Regions from separate parts of the Homo sapiens genome. Here region 1 is linked to region 2. The links are chromatin loops, found by intact Hi-C in ENCODE. Cell type or tissue: endothelial cell of umbilical vein. All regions are shown on one strand.

Evidence for each region. A loop is a pair of places that touch in the nucleus more often than their neighbours do. Peaks named below come from ENCODE experiments on the same cell type or tissue, not always from the same donor. Only the 100,000 strongest peaks of a DNase experiment are listed, where the experiment ranks them.
Region 1: it touches region 2 in a loop (11-fold over the local background); 14 of 110 quality-filtered maps call a loop at or near these places.

Annotation. Positions count from the first base shown.
Region 1 is chr4:70,557,537-70,561,536 of GRCh38, reverse strand. No RefSeq gene overlaps it. Among named protein-coding and RNA genes, the nearest start is that of AMBN, 33 kb to the left of the region's middle. In endothelial cell of umbilical vein, a CTCF peak has its summit at 2,113 (motif pointing right); a DNase peak (open chromatin) is centred at 2,126.
Region 2 is chr4:69,879,786-69,883,785 of GRCh38, reverse strand. No RefSeq gene overlaps it. Among named protein-coding and RNA genes, the nearest start is that of SULT1E1, 22 kb to the right of the region's middle. In endothelial cell of umbilical vein, a CTCF peak has its summit at 2,401 (motif pointing right); a DNase peak (open chromatin) is centred at 2,415; H3K27ac peaks cover 430 bases.

The DNA.
Region 1 (4,000 bases), 680 kb before region 2:
AAGAAAGAAAGAAAAAAGAAATAGCAGTACAGGGGACAACAGAGAAGTTTCGTGGCAGATCTCTGGGAGTGGAAGATTGAAAAGATAGGAAAAGACTGAAGAACAAGAGGCAATTTCAAGATTTCTTATCATTATGCCACAAAATTAAAATAATAGACATTAATAAAATGCGATGAGATCATTACATTTCACGTCTATCAATTACAATTTTTTTTTTTTGAGCTGGAGTTTCACTCTTGTCACCCAGGCTAGAGTGCAATGGTGCGATCTTGGCTCACTGCAACCTCCACTTCCCAGGTTCAAGCAGGCCTCCTACTTCAGCCTCCAGAGTAGCTAGGATTATGGGCATGTGTCACCATGCCCAGCTAATTTTGTATTTTTAGTAGAGGCAGGGTTTCACCATGTTGGCCAGGCTGTTCTCGAACTGCTGACCTCCTATCAATTACTATTAATGGTGTCTCAATTTTTTACTGAGAAGTATTTGCATCAGCTACAAATGCCAGTGATATAAGTATATGCTATTGGCTCAAATGCCATGAGTGGTGCTGCCTGTAGGGACATTTCCACAATGTAGAGAACTCTTGGAAAAGTTTGAACAAAAACAAAGTACAATCTTCCCATGATTAAGATGAGGAGATGAGCTTAAAATATTTTGCTTGTGTTAACATTGGGCAAAAAATATATTGTGTTATAGATAAATAAGAATTAGTTATAGGCTCAGATAAACAAATTGTTTTATTTACCTGCATGAAAATCTGTTGGGGCATTTGAAAGTCATGCCGAGTATGAACCAAATATTCCTAGTCTGGCTCTTCCCTATGCGTTATGAGACATCTAGTAGCACACATGAATAGCACCTCAAATCATTGGCACTGACAAACATGCTCATAAAAGTTGCCAAAATTCCTCCCAGGGGTGTCCGATCTTTATTATGAAGTCCTATTACTATGCAACAATGAAAAAAGCTTGGGCTAAGTGAAGATACACTGTTAAACTAATTCATTATAGTGGATTTGCAAAGAGTGATGTGGTCTTTTTTTGGGTGGAGCCAACTGGTGGAGACAAATGACAACGTAGATTTTGTTCAAATCTACGTTGGAAAGATTTGAAAGTTCTTTCAATCTTTGGTTGGAAAGTTCTAATGTCTTATTGTAAAATTCACACCTTTGTAGTTTCTCATGTTTCTGCAATTTTTATACTACCACAGCTCAAAAGGATCAAACTCCTTGGATACAAAAACAGTGAGTCCTGCTGCATTCACTGCAAAGCAAAAGAAAAAAACTTACAAAACAAAAAACAATGAGCTTGCAAGTTGTACTGACCCACTAGTAGATGTTTAAGCGGCTCTCAAATCCCAGCTGTCTGCCATACATTTCTGGTTAAAGTATCAATTGTAGACAATGTTTATTTTAGGGATGTCATTCCTGGAATATCATGTTTGCTCACCACATCAAGCAGATAACTACTAGTTGTGTAATAATGGGGGTAGAAATGAAATGTCTGCTAGAATTTTGTTTTCTGAAATTTTGTAGTTTGCAATGATGTGAATATTTAAATCATGTCTAAGTTAGGAAAGAACCAAGAATGTACCTAACTTTTCTGAGGACAACTGACCACATTTGTACTCAAGTTCTTGGGTCTTTTTTCTCCTTTAATGTCAGGTCTCTTACTGTATACTGACTGTAGTGTATTATGGAAATTTGAAGTTTAAATGTTCAGTATCTTCCAAAGGATATTGTATCCTTTCATAGATAGATGTTATTTTCCTGATTTTCATGGAGAAAGAAGTTATTTTCATAGCCCAGCATAAATACATACCAATCATCCTTTCTTGCAAGAGTTGGTGCTTTTTCTTGAGTCCCAGGCCCAAGAAATTTTCTGAGACTTGGTAATTTCCTGGAAAAAAGTATAGGGTGATTTCAAGGACAGAGATTACATCTTATATCTTTTGTATTTCCAGCTATAGTGTCTAGCACATAATAGGCACACAGTGAGTGTCTTTTGAATGAAAGAATGAGGGACAAATACATGTGTAAAGAGAATGGTGACTGCGCTGTGATTTTTCTTGGTTTCTTTTCACTGTCTTTTTCTGCTGATGTTGTCTGGCCAGCAGAGGGCATTCAAGGTCCACCTTACAATTAGGGACCTTAGGGAAAGGAGACAGTTTCTAGCTACAGAAATTCAACTGTCAGAAAAGGAAACAGATGAATTTGAAATTGTCAAGACGGCTTAATTTAAGTCTTCCAGTATAAGGTTAATTTTATAGTGCTAACTAATCTTGACACCATGTGAATAATACATTAGAGGAAAGTGTCTATTTTTATTTGATTTTGAAATGTGGAAATACCAGAAAGTTTAAAGGAGAAAATAAAAATTGCCCAGAACTAACTTTTGCTCACATTTGGCTGTATATCTATTTTTATTTTTAGATACATCATATACAGAATGTAAGCTCCTCAAGGAATGGGATTTTTGTATTTACTGCATTATTCCAAGTGCTGTTTGAAGTGTATGGAAACTCACTGTGCTATCTTTCTAATGCTTTTGTAAGTTTAAAATTATTCCCACATAAAAGGTTAAAACATAAAAAACTGTTTATGCTACAAAATGAAAAGTTTAACTATGCCTTTTCATCCTGATTCAGTTCATAGCATATGACTGCAACCCTAACCATCTTCATGAAAAAGAAGAAATAAAAAATATAAATGTAATTCAGATTTTCTTTTGTAAAGAATGATAATTTCATTACAGAAAGCAGAAGCAGCCTTGGCTATCTGCTGTGACACCTTAACTGTCACAAGGTCCATAAAGCATTGTTCCTGTGAGGTGAAGATTATATTTTCTGCAGAATCTTTTTTTTTTTTTGAGACGGAGTCTTGCTCTGTCACCCAGTCTGGAGTGCAATGGCACGATACTGCGCCCGGCTAGAATTTTATCTTAAACCTATCACGTAGTCCAACCTGTTTATTTTCACTTTGTATTTTAAAAAGAGAATTGAAATTATAAGTATATATTGCTCAAATTTTGCAGAACAGCTTTGAATTCATTTCTCATTTTATCCTCCACAGCACTGAGATAGGGTGATTATTATTAGTTAGCATCACTGTTTTACAGATTTCAAAATGTAGGCTTTGAGATGTTAAGTTGTCTAAGGACACAGAGCAGGTTATTGACCAGTACTCTTTCCTTCCTCCCTGAAACTTTCCAACACTTTCTGAAAGTGAAAGTGGAATGTAAAATTCTCTTGCTCTTCTTACAGGCCAGAAAACTTACAGTGCAATAAATAATAATTATAGTCAATCTTTATTTAATTTTTATGACATGCTAGAGAGTTTGTCAAGTTTGTTTTCCAAGTAAATGCTCTTACTTAATGTTCTTTGCAATGTCACCAGGGTGTTGAAGCAGACAAGGAGAGGATTGGCACCTGATTGAATATGATGGGCAGGAGAAGAGGGAAGCATAAAGGGTCACGATGGTTATGAGCTTTGGTAATGTGGAATGTGGTAGAACCATTAACAAAAATAAGGATGAAGAAAGAGAAACTTGGGGGAAGGGGAAGAGAATTGCATTTTCTTTTTTTTTTTCCTTTTTATTTTTTTGAGACGGAGTCTGGCTCTGTCGCCCAGGCTGGAGTGCAGTGGCGTGCTCTCCGCTCACTGCAAGCTCCGCCTCCTGGGTTCACAGCATTCTCCTGCCTCAGCTTCCCGAGTAGCTGGGACTACAGGCGCCCACCACCACGCCTGGCTAATTTTTTTATATTTTTAGTAGAGATGGGGTTTCACCGTGTTAGACAGGATGGTCTCCATCTCCTGACCTCATGATCCACCCGCCTCGGCCTCCCGAAGTGCTGGGATTACAGGCGTGAGATACCGTGCCCAGCCTGCATTTTCAAATATGTCATGTGTGTAATGTCAACTCTGCAGTATGCCCACTATTTGACTTCTTTAAAGCATCTAGAATAATTTGTCAAAATTTTAATGTGCTTACGATTGTAATGGTT
Region 2 (4,000 bases):
AATAATTGAGGTTTGGAAACCTCCCCCTAGATTTCAGAAGATGTATAGAAATGCCTGGATGTCCAGGGAGAAGTTTGCTGCAAGTGTGGAGCCCTCATGGGGAACCTCTGCTAGGGCAATGCAGAAGGGAAATGTGGGGTTGGAGCTGCCACAAAGAGTCCCCACAAGGACATTGCCTAGTGAAGTTGTGAGAAGACGGCTATGATCCTCCAGAACCCAGAATGGTAGATCCACTGACAGCTTGCACTGTGCACATAGAAAAGCTGCAGGCACTCAATGTGAGCCCATGAAACAGCCACAGGGTCTGTACTCTGCATAGCCACAAACTGCACACGGCCATGGGAGCCCACCTCTTGCAACAGCGTGCCATGAATGTGAGACATGGAGTCAAAGGAGATCATTTTGGAACTCACCAAATAACTAACCAGCCAGAATTGGACTTGTATTGGACCTGTAGTCCCTTTGTTTTGGCCAATTTCTCCAATTTGAAATAGGAACATTTACCCAATGCCTGTATCTCCATTGTATCTTGGAAGGAACTAACTTGCTTTTGACTTTACAGGCTCCTAGGTGGAAGGGACTTGCCTTGTCTCAGATGAGACTTGGACTTTTGGGTTAATGCTGGAATGAGTTAAGAATTTGAATTTTTAAGTTAATGCTGGAATGAGTTGATACATTTCAAAACCAATCATGTCTTCCCAAAAGGGGAGTCTTAATTTTTGGGAAGTTAAGCTTTCCCAAAAGGGGACTCTTTATTTCCCTTTTGGGAAGGCATGATTGGCTTTGAAATGTGAAAGGGATGTAAGATTTGTGAGGGGCCAAGAGCGGAATAATATGGTTAGGCTTTATGTACCCCCAAATCTCATCTTGAATTATAATCCCCTTAATCCCTACATGTCAAGAGAGAGACCAGGTGGAGGTAATTGGATCATGGGGGCAGTTTTCCCATGCTGTTCTCAGGATAGTGAGTGAGTTCTTACAAGACATGATGGTTTTATAAGTGTTTGATAGTTCCTCCTGCATTCGTTCTTCTTCCTGCCACCTTGTGAAGAAGTTGTCATTTCCCCTTGAACTTCCTTGATTGTAAGTTTTCTGAGGCCTCCCTAGCCATGCAGAACTGTGAGTCAATTAAACCTCTTTCCTTTATGAATTACCCAGTCTTGGGCAGTTCTTTATGGCAGTGTGAAAACAGACTAATGCAGATAACTTTACCTGATTTTTTCCCTAAATAGAATGTTGTTTCTTCCTTTCTTCTTTCTTCTTTTGAGAAATCTGAGTTGTCATCTAAAACTCAGCTCAAATATTTCCTTTTTCATGGACCCTTTCCTCACTCTTCAGGCTTAGCCATTATTCTGCTCTAAGGACCAGGGAGGCTGGAAGGAAGAGGAATGAGCACAGTACTAAGGGAACTAAGCCATCTGTAGAGCTTACCCTCCCTGCAGGAGTGTTCACAAATAAAAGTACAAATTCCAGTGTGGAGTGTGACAACCTGGAGGGTGATTGTAGGTGTTATTCATGTCTATTGGGGAAAAAAGGTTTCAGGTAGAAAGCCTCTTATAATGGGGATATTTGTAAATAAGTGGGTAGGAGTGGGAAGGCACTGTGTTAGGGTTCCAGATTTCTTTGGTTTTTGAAATAGGATTTTCTCCAGTAATTAGAATGACCAGGAAAAACATCTGATCCTAAAGGAGATGCAGTTGGAGCACACATGAGGTTCTCCTCCAATTAGTACGAAATAGCACAAAATCCCAGTCAAGGATAGGGGCGAGGAGTTGCTTCATGTGGATTAGCACGCTTTTAAAGTTAATCGAAAAGACTAGAGCATAGTGAATTAAGTGATATTTTGAGGAAATGGTCTTAAAATGAGAAAACTGATTAAAAACACTATTCTCTTCTACCAAGCTCTGTCAACTTTACGTCAAGCACTAGAGGAAATAACACCATTGTAAATTAAGGCCTTCTATCTGAAATTGATCAAGAATAGGGAATGTGAATACATTTATTTTTCCTTTTTGTACTTTCTTTGTACTGTGCTGTTATATTCAGTATGACACATTATGGCAGTGTTATTATTATGTGACCTCCTTCAAAATAAAGGTCTACCTTTTACTGAACTGTGTTTTCACTGGCTAGCATAATGTCTGGCATTTAGCTAATGCTAATAAAATGTTTCTTGAATTAATTTTTAAATAGTCTTATATATTTAATTGAAACAACTATTTGAATTGAACAAAAAAAAAGATACTACTCAGACTAATTCACTCTCACAGAACTTGATAAAACACCAGCAAATTAATAGCTTTGACTGTCTCTAAACTTTTGGATCATTTTTGATTTTTCCTTTGCTCCAAGCCAGAAATCCAAAAATGAAATAACATTGCCTAGTCAATCTGCCTGCAGATATTGAAATGTGCCACTAGAGAGCAGCAGGATACTGTGCTGCCAGCATAGTCTGAAGCCTCAGTCTGTTCTGGGGTTGATCAGATGACACAGTCTTCAACAGAAAATTATTCTACTGCTTTATATAGATGAACAATTATTTATAGAATTAAAATATATAATTTTTGCCTAAGGAGTCCATTTTTACATAATTTGTAATTGGTAAGTGGTTTATTTTTATTTTTTTACTGACATAGCATCAGTTTTGTTCAGCTGTTTGAAAAAAAATACATAGACCATGAAAGGAAAAAATAATAATTAAGTGATTAAGAAGTGGAAGGGTTCTTTTTATTTCACATATTACAGTAATATTTTTAGCTTCTATGTTCTTTTTTATTTTTCTACAATGACAACATATGTATTTTGTAATTAAAATGTAAATATCAGGGAAATAATTAAGACATTTTGGTGTCACTTTGCTTGCACTGGTTGAGACTGGCCAAATCTGATAGCAAAGAAATGAAGAGAAGAAGGGCAGAAAGAGAACTCACTAGTGAACAATGTCACCTGAGCTCCTAAAGTTGCAAAGCTCACATTGAAATGGAACTGCTAGTGCAAGAGCTTTCAATCAATCACAGAACCACCTGACAGAACAAATGCTGGACAAAAACCAACCATTTGTAAAAGCAATATGACAACAACAATAATGACAAAAGATAAAATACCCTTCCCCATATAGGTAGGATCATATAAGACTTCTCTGAAAAAAAAAAATTGAAGCCTACAGAAGGATGAAAACTAAGCCTTGAACAATTGAGAGGTATGACGATTGTATATAGGAAGATATAAACTCATACAGATGACAAGTCTTCCTAAATTAATTAATAAAACAAAAGCAATAAAAGCAAAAGATTTGTTTTATATTTTAATTAGACATGCTGATTCCATGTTCATACAGAAAAATCAACAAGAATGGCCACACTTAAGCTCTTTCAAGGAGGCCCCTAATTCAGGTCTCACAGTCTCACATGGTTGCAGGCACACCTTGTCTTCTTACCCCTTCAGGCCAGGAGTGGTGATGGCTTCCTACCAAAGCCAGTCCCTGGGGTTCTTAGCACTTCTCACCACTTTCTTTATCTTGTCTGTACTTTCATGAATAGTTCCTTCATTAAACTATCTTCAACCAGATCCTGTTGAGTGAAATTATATTCCTGCTTGGCCACAGTAAGGTTTTTTGTTTATTTATTTGTTTTGTTTTTGTGAACTTGGAGTAGGGAAGGCTTTTCTATTCAGAGCTCAAAATCAGACACCACATAAGAACCTTAGATAAGATTGACTACATAAGATCAAAACATTTCACAATGTCTGAACTAACGTACACCCCACCAACAGTGTATAAGCATTCCTTTTTCCCTGCAACCTTACCAGCACCTGTTATTTTTTGACTTTTTAATAATAGCCATTCTGACTGGTGTGAGATGGTATTGCATTGTAGTTTTGATTTGCATTTCTCTAGTGATCAGTGATATTGAGCTTTTTAGACAGTGTAGCAATTCCTCAAAGACCTAAAGACACAGATACTATTTGTCCCTGAAATCCCATTACTGGGTATATACCTAAA